Linked DNA regions of Homo sapiens: region 2 is linked to region 1. A link is a loop called in an ENCODE intact Hi-C map of the cell type or tissue named here. Cell type or tissue: Caco-2. All regions are shown on one strand. Links, peaks and the distances in the headings refer to the core of each region. The heading gives the core; the rest is flanking DNA.

Region 1 (7,717 bases), core at 2,314-6,313:
GCTGATAAGCAACTTCAGCAAAGTCTCAGGATACAAAATCAATGTGTAAAAATCACAAGCATTCCTATACACCAATAATAGACAAGCAGAGAGCAAATCATGAGTGAACTCCAATTCACAATTGCTACAAAGAGAATAAAATACCAAGGAATATAACTTACAAGGGATGTGAAGGACCTCTTCAAAGAGAACTACAAACCACCGCTTAAGGAAATAGGAGAGGACACAAACAAATGAAAAAGCATTCCATGCTCTTGGATAGGAAGAATCAATATCGTGAAAATGGCCATACTGCCCAAAGTAATTTATAGATTCAATGCTATTCCCATCAAGCTACCATTGACTTTCTTCACAGAATTAGAAAAAAACTACTTTAAATTTCATTTGGAATCAAAAAAGAGCCTGTATAGCCTAGACAATCCTGGGCAAGAAGAACAAAGCTGGAGGCATCACACTACCTGACTTCAAACTATACTGCAAGGCTACAGTAACCAAAACAGCATGGTACTGGTACCAAAACAGATATATAGACCAATGGAACAGAACAGAGGCCTCAGAAATAATGCTGCACATCTACAACCATCTGATCTTCGACAAATCTGACAAAAGCAATGCAAATGCAAAATGAACAGAAAATGAATGAATCCAGGAGCTGGTTTTGTGAAAATATTAACAAAATAGGTAGACTGCTAGCCAGGCTAATAAAGAAGAAAAGAGAGAAGAATCAAATAGACACAATGAAAAATGATAAAGGGGATGTTACCACTGATCCCACAGAAATACATACTACCATCAGAGAATACTATAAACACCTCTATGCAAATAAACTAGAAAATTTAGAAGAAATGGATAAATTCCTGGACACATACACCCTCCCAAGACTCAACCAGGAAGAAGAAAGGATTCCCTATTTAATAAATGGTGTTGGGAAAACTGGCTAGCCATATGCAGAAAACTGAAACTGGATCCCTTCCTTACACCTTATACAAAAATTAACTTCAGATGGATTAATGACTTAAACATAAGACCTAAAACCATAAAAACCCTAGAAGAAAACCTAGGCAATACCATTCAGGACACAGGCATGGGCAAAGCCTTCGTGATTAAAACACCAAAAGCAACGACAACGAAATCCAAAATTGACAAATGGGATCTAATTAAATTAAAGAGCTTTTGCACAGCAAAAGAAACTATCATCAGAGTGAACAGCCAACCTACAGAATGGAAGAAAATTTTTGCAATCTATCCATCTAATAAAGGGCTAATATCCAGAACCTACAAGGAAGTTAAACAAATTTACAAGAAAAAAAAAACGGCCCCATCAAAAAGTGGGCAAGGGATATGAACAGACACTTCTCAAAAGAAGATATTTATGTGGCCAACAAACATATGAAAAAAAGCTCATCAATGCTGGTCATTAGAGAAATGCAAATCAAAACCACAGTGAGATACCATCTCAGGCCAGTTAGAATGGTGATCATTAAAAAGTCAGGAAACAACAGATGCTGGAGAGGATATGGACAAATAGGAATGCTTTTACACTGTTGGTGGGAGTGTAAATTAGTTCAACCATTATGGAAGACAGTGTGGTGATTCCTCAAGGATCTAGAACCAGAAATATCATTTGACCCAGCAATAATCTCATTACTGAGTATATACCCAAAGGATTATAAATCATTCTACTATAAAGACACATGCACACATATGTTTGTTGCAGCACTATTCACAATAGCAAAGACTTGGAACCAACCCAAATACCCATCAATGACAGATTGCATAAAGAAAATGTGGCACGTATATATACCACAGAATACTATGCAGCCATAAAAAAGGATGAGTCCATGTCCTTTACAGGGACATGGATGAAGCTGGAAACCTTCATTCTCAGCAAACTAACACAGGGACAGAAAACCAAACACCACATGTTCTCACTCATAAGTGGGAGTCGAACAAGGAGAACACATGAACACAGGGAGGGGAACATCACACACTGGGGCCTGTCAGGGGTAGAGGTGGGGGAGGGAGAGCATTAGGAGAAATACCTAATGTAGATGACGGGTTGATGGATGCAGCAAACCACCAAGGCACATGCATACCTATGTTACAAACCTGCATGTTCTGCACATGTATCCCAGAACTTAAAGTATTATAAATAAATAAATAAATAATTTTTTTTACAGTTTTTAAGAAGAAAAGAAAGAGGAGTTTAAAAAAAAGAAGGTTTCTTTTCCCAGATACAAACAACTGTATCTATTAATTTATTTATTTAACTTTTATTTACTGAAGTTTCCTGGGAGGCTATACAGAGCAGTGGCTAAAAATGAAGGCTTAGGTTTACAGTTTGTTGGTTCACACTTCAGCTCCACGACTTTGTCATCCTATGGCTTTAGACAGCAAAGCTAAACATGTTCCTTAGTCCCCTGTGTCTCAGCTGCCCATCTGGAAAATGGTGCTGAGGATTAATTGAGACAGTCCACATCAAGTGGTTAAGATAATGCTTGGCATATAGTAAGCACTCATTGAATGTTAGGGTTATTATTTCTATATATGAGACATAGGGTCCTGAAAAACTACAATAGCATATATCTCCCCTAAAACATCCTATATGTACACCTATAATGTAGGTGAAAATTTCCCATAAACTCCTGAAAGGGGCTGATGTAAAAGAGCTTAAAATTTGAGGAAAGTAATTGAAATAGGCTAATATGAGCTCTTTATAAATATCTACCTAAACTGCTTGGGCTTATGACTAACTAGACAGCCTATTTCGTGGTCGTGCTACTGTTTACATAGATCCAGTGTCATTCTTTTCAAAGGATTAGAATCCGGCATTAGTACTTCTACCCACCTGAATGATTAAGGATGCACAGATGAGTTCCTCTGATTTGAATCATGAATGATAGTGAAGCATTTTTCTATACTTTTGTCTTTTAACACTTACAGTATCACTATAACATATTTATCTCCTATTTTACAGATACAGAAGTTGACACATAAAAAGTGAAGGGTAATTCAAACCAACATTATCATATCTGCTAAAACTTCTAAGTGTCCAATTCTTGATTGTGAAAATCATGTATTTGCACCAGTCCATAGACTCACCAAAATGGCCCCTCCACTGATAAACAAAAAAATAAATAAAAAGTGCAGGTAGGCGGTGTCATTGTATTCTCACATGCATACACCTGAGTGAAGCTCAGAGAGATAAATTACTGGTTATGTACTCAGCAGGATTCACACCAAGACAGGCTGATGTGAAATCTCTGCTCTGCTCTTTCCATATATTAAGATCCTCTTCCTTTTTGGTGACTTCTGCTGTCCTGATTTTTTGGGTAACATGCTTGTGCTAGAGGTGGCTATGATAAAAAGGTCAGTCTTAGCCAACTAAGCTTAAGCATTAACAAATGAGAGTTTTATGCATCTACTAGAAGATTTAGTTGGGCTGTAAAGATTTATTTGAGCAATGCTTTTGTTATACTTTTCTTCATAAGTGGAGACAAGTTTGTCCCAAGATACATCTCTTAATGCATAAATTCATATATGTATTACTAAGACTTTTCCCACAAACTCAAGGGATTAAGTTGTACCCATAAATATATACATTTTGGATAATGTTAAAATTTTACCTACATTTAAAACTAATAGTTAATCATAAATTCAACAGAGAAGGGGTGGGTTACAAGATATTTGGAGAGGTGGGAGGTATCTTAGAGCTTAGAGCTTACCACAGTAAGTCTTTGCAAGCTCTTCCTCAAAGTCAGCCTGTGCCACAGCTAAGACCAGGCATTTTGGACTCAGACAAGCTTGATTGGAACAAAGGCTGTTGAAGCTACTTAATCTTTCTGAACCTCAGTTCCTTCATCTGTAAAATGAAAATAATAATGCCTGGATGGTTGTAATGCTTAAATGAGATCACTTGCCTGGCACATGGCAGTCACTTGTCACATGTTGTTTACCTGTGGTTTCATCCACTCCACCCATCTCATTCTTTTCAAGAGACTGACTTTAGAATGCACTGTCTTCCCAATCATTAAGTAAACTTTCCGCAGAGAAAAAAAAATGTCAGGATTATTTTTTTCTTTGATCTCTCCTTTCTAGGTTATCTTTAGCCAACCTTTGCTTCTTTGGCATGGCACACGTGTCTCACCTCTCCATGTCCGGAAGTAGTCACAGCCATCTAGAACTCTGAATGATATTCCCCTGACAAGGATGGCTTACTGCTGCCCACTCAAGTTGTCAACAACCAGATGCTGAACACTTAGCTATTTAAAATTGGCACCCCCCAACCCAACTCCATGAGAAAAAGCACACCTGGTGGGCTTCCTCCACAGTCTGGAGAGGCTTCTCCAGATCATTCCAAGTGGTTTGGATTTGGTGGAGCTACAGGGAGGGGTGCAGTGAGATGTGAGGGTACTTATTGCTCCAGCTTTTAAAAGGCCACAGAGCAGAATGGTAACAAAAAAATCAAAATCACAAACACTAATGAGGCTTCCTAGTTGGTGCCAGCTCTATTCCTGTCACCACCCTTCACAGCCCCAGAAGAGAGTAGAGGATTATAGTTTGGTGGAATCCTTGGGGCACATTCAAAGAGTTTGAGATTTTGTTTGAAAGTCTGTTTGCAGACAGTAAAAATGGATTAAATTGCCTCTCCAACACAAAGAAATGCCAGGTCTCTGTAGAGGTAAGACACCAGAGACTTAAAGTGATACTAGAAGCAAAATAATGAAAAGACTCCAAAATACTGGACCGTCTTTACAGCTAACGCTATATACCTTGTGTTTAAGAGTATATCAATTAATTGTGATAGAAGGAACCAAAGAAATAAGGCATTCAATAATATGTCATTTCTTGTTGAAATGAAATACATTAAGGACCCTGGTATATATTATATATTCTTTTTTAAAAAGCACAACAGGAAGTTATTTCTTGCATTGTATTTCTCACTGCTACTCCCTTCTATAAAACTCAGATTCTGGCTGGGCGCAGTGGCTCACTCCTGTAATCCCAGCACTTTGGGAGGCCAAGGCGGGTGGATCACATGAGCTCAGGAGTTCGAGACCAGCCTGGCCAAGATGGTGAAACCCTATCTCTACTAAAAAAAAAAAAAAAAAAAAAAAATTAGCTGGGCGCGGTGGCAGGTGCCTGTAATCCCAGCTACTTGGGAGGCTGAGGCAGGAGAATTGCTTGAACCCAGGGGGCAGAGGTTACAGGGAGCCGAGATGGAGCCACTGCACTCCAGCCTGGGCAACAGAGCAAGACTCTGTCTGAAAAAAAAAAAAAAAAAAAAAAAAACCAACTCAGATTCTTTGTGTATAACTTCTAGAAGTGATATGGATGGGTCAAGGAGTATTTATACAATGCCACTGGAATCCAAAAAGTAAGAGAAGAATAAAGATGAGACTTTTTAATCTCTTTAACTGTAACTTTTCAAATAATTCTAAAAGGTTAAATTTTTTATTACTTTATGCATGTTGAAAGCATTAAACTGTATATCTCACGGAAAAAGAAAAAAAAACTGTTCATGGCAGCTACAGCAAGATAGTGCTAATAAAAAAAGAACCATGTATTTGGTGAGATATCGCTGGTTATCCATGCTCTAAAATGCTGACATTTTCAACTGATATCACCTAATAAAGATATAGAAGAGAAGATCAACGACATGGATACTATTTTTTTTCCCTCAAATGGCCTAAATTATTATCAGTCTTACACAAATAGATTAGTATTAATAGCTCTTTTCAAGGCTGAATTAATATTTCCAAAACTTAAGAAGTCAACTTATTATAACATTCATTGCATATATAGTTTGTTATATATACTTTTTAAAATTTCTGCCTTTTTCATGTGTTCATATGTCTGTCTGCACCTTTGCCTGAGTGTTTCCTGTTGGTCTTCACTATGACAGGCATTGTTCTGGGCTTAAGGGGACAAGGATCTGGCACAGTTCCTGCCCTCAGGAGGAGTGACATTCCGAACACTGAGTGGCGGGCTGTGTGTGGGCTATAGGTGCAGGTGCTACATTCCATCAGCTACAGAGAGAGCATATGCTTTGAAAAATGAGGAAAACTTAATGAAAAAGTACACACTTAAATTGAGCTCTGAAGGAATGTCTGAAATTATTTTGAGAATACTGTTCTTCTTAGTGTAAGAGAATACCATGTTCATCTTTGATAAATTAATAGACTTTATTTTTTAGAGTAGTTTTAGGTTTACAGAAAATTGAGCAGATAGTAGAAAGTTCGTATACAGCTCTTGCCTCCCCCTCGTCCCCATAGAGTTTCCCTATTAATAACGGCTCACATTAGTGTAAGACATTTGTTACAATTGATGAATCAATCTTGATACATTGTTATTAATTAAAGCCCATAGTCTATATTAGAGTTTCTCTGTGTTGTACGGTTTTATGAGTTTTGACAAATGCACAGTGTCATGTGCCCATCATTACAGTATAATACAGAACAGCTTCAATGCCCTGAAACTTCTGTTGCTCCACTATTCATCCCTCCATCTCTTTCCCTGGACTTCTGGCAACCACTGATCTTTTTACTTTCTTCATAGTTTTGCTTTTTCCAGAATGTTATATAGTTGGAATCTCACAGTACATAGCCTTTTCCGACTGACTTCTTTCACTTAGCAATATTCAGTGAAGGTTCCTCCATGTCTTTTCATGACTGGATAGCCATATTCACTTTTACAAATAGGAAAAAATAAAATAAAAAACTATCACCCATAATCGCAGAGATAAGCTCTATGAACACTTTGGTCATTTCTTTCCAGGTTTCTTCATAGATAGATAGATATACTGAATTATCCTATTATCGATAGTATTTTGATATCTTTTCTGTTACTCAATAATTTATCATGAATATTGTACTATTAAACATCAGTTTGTAAAACTACTTGTAATGGCTAAAGATTATCCCATTTCTGGTTGTATTACTTATTAAACTAAGTTTTCATTCAGGAGCATGAAGGTTGTTGCAAAATTTTTGCTACTGTATACAATGCTATGATGAATATCCTTCTTGCCAAATATTTATTTCCATATCTTTAGGAAAAATATTCTAGATGTGTAATTGCATTACACAGTGGGTACAATTATCAGGCATTTGATAGAAACGATCAAGCTCTGCCCTGGAAGGTCTCTAACAATCTCCATTCCCTGCACAGGACAAGAAATTGCACACTTCCCTATACCTCATCAAAGCAGGGTAACATCATTTTAAACAATGTTTAAATTAGAAGATATTTGTCATGCACTTATTGGGTGGTTAGGAGGTTAGGAGAGGGAAGAAGGCACTTGATGAGAATAGCATGAACAATGGCATGAAGGTGAGTAGACATGATCATGCTAGAAAATCAAATACCATACTGTGGTTGAAGTACAGAGAGCGTTGAGTGGAAGAAGCATGAGCTGAGGCCAGAACGACAGATTACAGTCAGATCACAAAGGTCCTCAAATGCCCAGCTGGATGAATGCATGTCTTTGGAAAGCAAAAGACAGCCCAAAAGGTTTTTAAGTAGGGTAGTGACCTAAACCAAGCTATGCGAAGATTAGTTTTGCAGCAGCATGAGGGTAAACTGGAGTAGGCTGATAAAGGATTCCAAGACCCTGTTTAGAGACATGAAAATGTTGATGATAGGGATGATAACTTGTTGTTTTAAGGAAGCAACAGTGGGACTGCAGAGGAAGGATGAAATGGGGAATAGGTGCCAA
Region 2 (7,717 bases), core at 2,316-6,315, 64 kb before region 1:
TGTGTTTTGTTTTTCATTTTTAATATGTGGATGATTTCTAAAGCAATCAGTGAAAACCTAGGTAGCACTGGAAAAACTTTTCATGTTTGCTTTATCTTTGGTGCCAGAGCACATTAAATGTTAACACTGCGACTTGCAAGGACCCCCAGCTGGTGGATCCCTGAGGACAAGGACAGAAGTTCACCATGCACGGCCACTCTGCTTGTAAGTTTGTCTTCATGGAGCCACAGCCTCAGTATATTATGGCAATTTATTGAGCTCTGCCCGTTGTTACAGATAAATGTGTTGATAGGGCAGAACCTTTCTCCTCACATACCCTCCAGACAAGAAGGGACTATGCTTGATTTGGTTATGTTTATTTTAAGAACATTTATTGAGTCCTTGTATGAGATAACTACAGATAGCTGATTTTACATACATTTCATTTAATTCTCACAATAACTCTGCAAATTAGGGTTGTAGTTGTTAGATATGACATATATGGGGTATGATATACAGTAAATCATGATTGATATGGTTTGGCTCTGTGTCCCCACCCACATCTCATCTCAAGGGAGGAACCTGTAATCCCCACAGGTCGTGGGAGGGAGGTGATTGGATCATGGGAGTGGTTTCCCCCATACTGTTCTCATGCTAGCAAGTGAGTTCTTATGTGAGTGAAAAATCTGATGGTTTTGTAAGTGTTTGACAGTTTCTCCTTCACACACTCACACTCTCTCCTGCTGCCCTGTTAAGAAGGTGCCTGCTTCCCCTTCTGCCATGATTGTAAGTTTCCTGAGGCTTCCCCAGCCATGTGGGACTGTGAGTCAATTAAACCTCCTTTGTTTATAAATTACCCAGTCTCAGGTAGTATCTTTATGGCAGGTGAGAATGAACTAATACAATAATGATGATGGTGGTGGTGATGATTCCACATTCACCCCATGGACTCTGCAGTCCCCATGCTGTGCACAGCTGTCTCCTTCTTAGGCACCACACTGTAAAGTGCAAGATAAGCATCTTTTTTGATGCAATAGTAATAAAAACATGAACATTTTAAAGTAAAAAATGAATAAATATTATTCCTATTCCATAGAGAAGAAAGCTGAACTGAACAAGGTTAAGTGACTTGGCCAAAGTCACAGGCAGTAACTACAACAACTGGAATTTGAATGCTTGTCTAATGACTTCTGTCTAATGGCTTTTATAGTTGTGCAACAGGTGTGTGTTCCAGGCCTGTCATGGATGTTTTTCCATAGCTAGTCACCTTCCCTGCAAAACAGAGGGTGGTCCTCAAGGAGAGCAGGATGTCTTCTGGAGCAGAGTCTTCCAAAGAGCACAGGAGACCAGGGGCTCCTTGAGGGGAAGCAACTTTGCCTTATTCTTATTTGTGTCTTTCAGCATCTGGCACAATAAATGCTTGTCTCTTGATATTTGTCAAGATGGGTAAACAGACGCTCTTTATTGTCATATCATCTGTTTCCTTAAGTTTGGTATCTGAGTGACAGTAATAATGACTAACATTTATGGAGCTCTTGCCAGTTGCTTTACTGGTGGTACCTGTTATGGTCTGACTGTTTATGTCCTCCCCCAAATTCCCATGTCAATGCCCTAACTCCCAATGCAATGGTATAAAGAGGCAGGGCCTCTGGGAGGTAATAAGGTTTACATGATGCCCTCACGATGAGATTGGTGCCCTTATAAAATGAGACCAGAGCTCGCTCTCTCTCTCTCCTCTCTGTCCTGCCATGTGAGGATACAGCAGGAAGATGGCCATGTGCAAGCTAGGAAGAAGACAGAACTCACCAGGGACTGAAGTGGCCAGTACTTTGATCTTGGACTTCAAGCCTCCAGATCTGTGAGAAATAAATTTTTGTTGTTTAAGCAACCCAGTCTGTGGTGTTTTGTTGCAGCAGCCGAAGTGAACTAAGACAATACCCTATGAGCTAATACCATTTTAGCAGTGAAGAAACTGAGGCTCAGGGAGCTTAGCAACTTTCTCAAAGTTTCTGTGTGCTAAGCTGTTTCCCTGCCCCTTTCTGTCTGAGGGGAAATTGAAATATAAAGCAACAACCTGTTGCAGAAATATTTGAGTAAACAAACTTCAGAAAGAGTGTTAGAACCCAAACTAGCTTTCAAGTAGAAAAATCAAGGTATTCCTGGGTGCTGTTAGTGTGAAAATACAGGAAATGTCATTGGACCCATAGGTGGGAATTATGGGCAGGTCTCATAGAACAGGCACCTAGAAGGTAGTCGGTAATCAAGAAAACATTTCTTTCCACGAGGCTGCACGATCCCCCTCATCTCTGTGTGTCTCTCATCCTTTATCGGCCTGCTTCCCTCTTCACCTGATTCCTCTGCTTGTTCTTTTGGGGTGCAGCCCTACAAGGAACACCAACCTACATTCTGCTTGTCTCCACTGATCTGCTCTGTCTTTGAGTATTTCCAGTTCTAGAAATTGGTAGAAAGCCAGCTCATATGAGTGAGACCGCATGTACCACAGGCGGCTGGCCAGCTACTTCTCTGGTTCCTTGTCAAAACTGTTGCATACATGTAGCTCAATCTATGATCATCTCTGCACAAACAAACAAACAAACAAACAAACAAAACCCAGCCCTGCACCCTTTCTGTGAATGGGAAGCAATGTACAGAACATATTAAGCCAAGAGGTAGGTAAGGCAGAAAATTGAAAGATGATATCTGTTATTGATTTGGTATGAGTTAAAGGTACATGGTTCTGTTTTAGATATTTTATAATAATAAAAATGAAAAAAGAGAAAGGAATTGCCCCACAATTACGTTTTCAAAATATGTTTATTTTTTCCCCTAATTTTTCTTGAGGTTATTTAGATATTTCTTGACAAATCTTCATGGTAACATATGTGAAAGCAGACATGTTTATTTTCTTTGATTTGGTGGAATGAATTATCAAAATTCTGGTTTTTAACATTGTTAAAACTTCTGAGTAAAAAATTTCTAACAAATGAAGTGTTAATACCAAAAAAAGAGTGTTAGCTATGAGTGGTATGTAAATAAGTTGTCAAATATCATCAATAATAATTCTGATCACCATTTTCTTGGGTTTATTATAATAAGACAAATGTTGCTCCCAAAGAAACTGCTGATTCTGGGGCAGGGACAAGAGCTCACCAAGAAATCCAGCTACCAAAATATTTTGCCTGGTCACCCGGCCACAGGGGCTGATGGCCAAATCACAGACTTGAAACCTAATGGCTGTGAGTGCACATCAACGTGTTCATCTGTCTGGTATTATTATGTAGTTTTTGGAAAGCCGTGATCTCTACGTCAGATTGTTTTTTGCAAAATAAGAAATAATACTGGGGTCTTGCCTCAAAAAAAGCAGTGAAGATCAGCTCATAGAAATGTTTGAAATCTAGGTAGTACTGCAGATTTGTGGACGCTAGAGAATGACTGTAAGAAGTGATCTTAGGCGGGAAAAGCCCACTGTTAGGTCTTGGCTCATGCTCCGCGTTGCCAATTCCCAGCCTTGCAATTTTGGACAGGTTATTTAATCTGTAAGTGTGCTTCCATTTCATCACATATAAAACAGAAATATGAAAACCTGCCTTTGAGCATTTTCATGGGGATTAAATGAGATAAGTTCTGTCTGGCACATACCAATGCACAAATAAGCTTAGCAAATGTTTTTGTTTTTTAACTAGATGAAGATAAGTCTCTCCAGTGGTATATTTTTCTTTAGGAAAAAAATATCAGTACATGCTTTTAACATAAACCTGAATCTAACTTCTATATAATAATGGACAAGATAAGACTCCAGAAATATTTTAGAATTTTCTTAGATGAGCTCTCAATCTGTGTTAAAACAGGTAAAACCTTTTACTATAGACTGAGAAGGAAGAGAAAGGAAAAAAAATGGCCTATTTAAACAATGAGGAATATATATATATATATTTGTCAGTATCTTAAAGAGGCTTTTCTTATACAAACAGGAGTATTTGCTGGTCAGTGCCCAGATTTTTTTTTCTTTTGATGTACATTAAAAAAATTAAAAGAAATATTCTTAGAAAGACATCTGTGCCTGGGGTGACTCACATTTGATCAATCCCTGTGAACTGAGCTTTTCAGGGGATGTGCAATTATTTGCTCAGTTAGGCTTAAACTTTTTATTTATCTAATCACCCCTCTGTAATGCTTTGATCTGAACTTCCAAGGCCTATTTTTCAACCACTTTAGCTACATATTTTAAGTCTTATAGTCTAATCAACCCTAGCCCATAAAACATGCAATGTCCTGTTTAATGCCTCCTATTAGGAAATCAGCTGCCACATGGATTTTGTAATCTCCCACTTTGTGACTGGGTGAGCTGTTTGGAAGTGTCATTAATGTCATTATTCCAGGAGAGCGAGAGAGAGCCAGCAGCCAAGTGCATCCCCTGTATCCCAGCTGGCTTCTCCTTGCTAACGTTTGCCGAGTGACTCAGAGGTGAATCATCGGTTTCTGCAGGTGTAAGCTTGGGAGTCCTGGAAGTCTTCCACATCCCAGTGGGGGCAAATGTTTACCTCATTAATTCATGGGATTACTCAGTAGTTCCAGCCAACTTAATTTGACTGTATAATAGTTAAAAATATGTGTGTGTATGTGTGTGTGTGTGTGTGCATATTTACTTATAGCCCAGGAGTGTGCTACAGCTTAGAAATTTAAAGGTAAAACCTGTCATTGAATAATTAGAAAATGTTGTGTTTATTTGAAACATTTAGAAAAAAAAATTCTATGTATGTCATTTTACTGTAACATATACACTTGGTAATGATATTTCTCACTTTTCTCTCTGTGCTTGGATATATGTGAGGGACTGAGGTCCATAACAGTTGGTGAATTAGCCCACTCTAATTCCTTTCCCAGCCTTGGGGCTTATTTAGTTGAATGTTGTCAGAAACCTTAGCCTTCAGAGACTTTTTTCTTTTCAAAGGACACTCAATTTTTGGTTGTAAAAACAAAAAAGTAAATATAAATATATTTCTTCACTTTATTCATCTCTGAACAAATCTTGCTTTTACATCTTAGTAGTGCCTAATGAAGATAACAACCATCAACTAAATTAGTAAGATTTAAGAATATAAAAATATAGTTACAGCGCCAATTTGCTGAAAATTAATGGTCATTAATCAAGACCTATGATGCAATAGCTAATAATTGATTTCCTCCTATGTTCTAGCACAATGTAAAATGCTTTACAAATACTAATTTATTTAATTATTAGAACACCCTACAACATTGGTACTCTTATTGTCTGCATTTTACAGATGAGAAACTCCAGGCAGAGAGAGGTTAGCCAGCTTGCCTAAGGTCACACACAGATAATACATGATGAAGCCGGCATTTAAATCCAGACAGTCTGACCTTAGAACCTGAATTATAAAACACTATGTTATTATGGTCTAATGACAAATTTTTAAAAAACACAGAAGAATCTATGCATGTAAATGAATCCAGTCCATCTTAAAGTAGCCACCTATGTATGCTCTATACTTATTTCAAATTTTGCTGTGGCTTAACACTTCCAGAACTCTCTCTTTTCTTTCATTTCTAAAAAAATTCTTGTGGAAACTATGCCTTGTTGGTCTAAATATCACCAGTAAAAGCTTCACTCTTTGAAGTTGAATTTGATTTTGGAAATAGTTGAAAGTGATTCAAAACTCAGGTTGGTGAAGAGAGGAGGAATCAAGTTTGGTAAGATCACTATAAGTTAAACTGTCTCTAAATATAATTTTCAAGCAGGGATTCTAGAATTCCAAAAATATTTTGTGTAATGGTAGCATCATTAAAATAAATGGAAAGCCTGCAAAGGTCATTCTGAAGAGCGTTAGAAAGACAGAGAACAGTAGCATAGAAGTTTCTGCTACAGTGATTCATCCTCTAAACATATGAAACCATCCTATTAGGTCACAATTCAATAGATGCTATTTGACTACCTGACCTGTTAGAAGCCCCTTTCAATTCTTCTGTATCCAAATTTATATAGGGGACATTATCGGTCAAGACCCTGGTGAGAGAGTGACACAAAATGGGTAATTGAGGAGAGTTAAATAAAGAAACAGTTTACAGGGTTATAAGCAGGATTTGTGGAAACCAATAACAGAAAGTGCAAATCCCTGGATAGGCAGCATGGAGGCACCATCATGCCCCTCAGCCTGAAGGGGCGCAAGGAGAGGAGCAGGGGCAAGAACCAGGGAGGGCTGCTGCTGTGAACAGGGCTGCATGCAAGGGCCTGCATTGGGGGAGGCAGCCAGCCCATGTCAACCAAACGTAGGGGGGAGTCAGCTCAGAGCAAATACCCCATCTCACTCTCCTCCTGCCCTCTGAACTCCTGCTACTGCCCCACAGACCAAACCCAACCAGAACACACAGCAAAGAGCCAGCCTGTTGTCACATGCCACAGAGATTACCTTTTGGGAGCACACAGTGGGGTCAAGCCTGCCTTCTCTCTGGTTCTCACCTTTCCTAGAGGAGAGGAACTGACGCATGGTAAAGACATTTCATATACAAATTTCAGTTACCCAACTGGCCTAGGAAAGGGAGGAGAGGAAGAATCTGACATTTATTGACAGTTTTTACATTTAGTGAGTACTTACTATGTACCCAATGTGCCAGGTGTTTTACTTATGTTAAAAATGAAGATGCATTATGTGAAGAGAATTTCACTTTACTTCTGTGGTTTCCCTCCCCTCACAATTACATTCTAATTATGAGAAAACATCAGATAAACCTTATCTCTATTGAGGGGCATTCAATAAAATATCTGAGCAGTATTCCTCAAAACTGTTAAGGTCTTCAAAAATAAAGAATTCCGAGAAACTATCACAACCAATGGGAGCCTCAGGAGACATGACCAACAAATATAATATGGTATCCCTGATGGGATCCTGGAAAAGAAAACAGACATTCGGTAAAAACTATGGAAATCTGGGCCGGGCGTGGTGGCTTACACCTGTAATCCCAGCACTTTGGGGGGCCGAGGCAGGTGGATCACCTGAGGTTTGGGAGTTCGAGGCCAGCCTGACCAACATGGAGAAACCCCGTCTCTACTAAAAATACAAAATTAGCCTGGCGTGGTGGTGCATGCCTGTAATCCCAGCTACTCGGGAGGCTGGAGCAGAAGAATCACTTGAACCGGGGAGGTGGGGGTTGTGGTGAGCCGAGATCACACCATTGCACTCTAGCCTGGGCAACAAGAGCGAACTCCATCTCAAAAAGAAAAACAAAAAAACAAAACAAAACAAAAACTATGGAAATCTGAGTAAAGTGTGGGCTTTAGTTAATAACAATGTATCAGTATTGGTTGATTAATTGTGACAACTGTATGTACTAATGTAAGATGTTAATAATGGTGTGGGGTGTATGGAAACTCTCTTATCTTTGCAATATTTCTGTAAATCTAGAACTATTCTAAAATAAAAATTTTATTTAGAAAATAAAAGTCTAGTGCTTCACTTTTCTTGGAGAATAAGAATAAAGCAAAGGAGGAAGAGAAAGAGGAGGAGAAAAGCACTCTTCGGTCATGCTTTCTTCACAGCCATTGCTCTGCCATAACACCCAGCCAGCATTGTGCTGGTCAGGAGTTCCCACCACTGCTTCACTGGGCACTTATGCAAATGACTTAAACATTCTCACCTTATGATGTGAGGTGTTAAGTTGGATTATTAAACTAAATTTTCTGAGATCTAAGGCATCAAACAATCATCATTTAATATGAAGG

What was found. Hi-C counts contacts between places; a loop is a spot of excess contacts. Peaks named below come from ENCODE experiments on the same cell type or tissue, not always from the same donor. Only the 100,000 strongest peaks of a DNase experiment are listed, where the experiment ranks them.
Region 2: a loop joins it to region 1, with 4 times the contacts of the local background. A loop is called at or near these places in 2 of 110 quality-filtered maps.

Annotation. Positions count from the first base shown.
Region 1 is chr3:182,144,866-182,152,582 of GRCh38, reverse strand. It overlaps LOC105374243 (a long non-coding RNA gene), which reads left to right. Exons shown (of 6, transcript XR_924758.2): 6 at 2,978-3,058. Among named protein-coding and RNA genes, the nearest start is that of LINC01206, 200 kb to the right of the region's middle. In Caco-2, for the core only: no CTCF peak of the experiment used is centred there; a DNase peak (open chromatin) is centred at 4,122.
Region 2 is chr3:182,209,363-182,217,079 of GRCh38, reverse strand. No RefSeq gene overlaps it. Among named protein-coding and RNA genes, the nearest start is that of LINC01206, 260 kb to the right of the region's middle. RefSeq lists enhancers at 4,198-4,699, 3,603-4,802. In Caco-2, for the core only: no CTCF peak of the experiment used is centred there; a DNase peak (open chromatin) is centred at 4,399.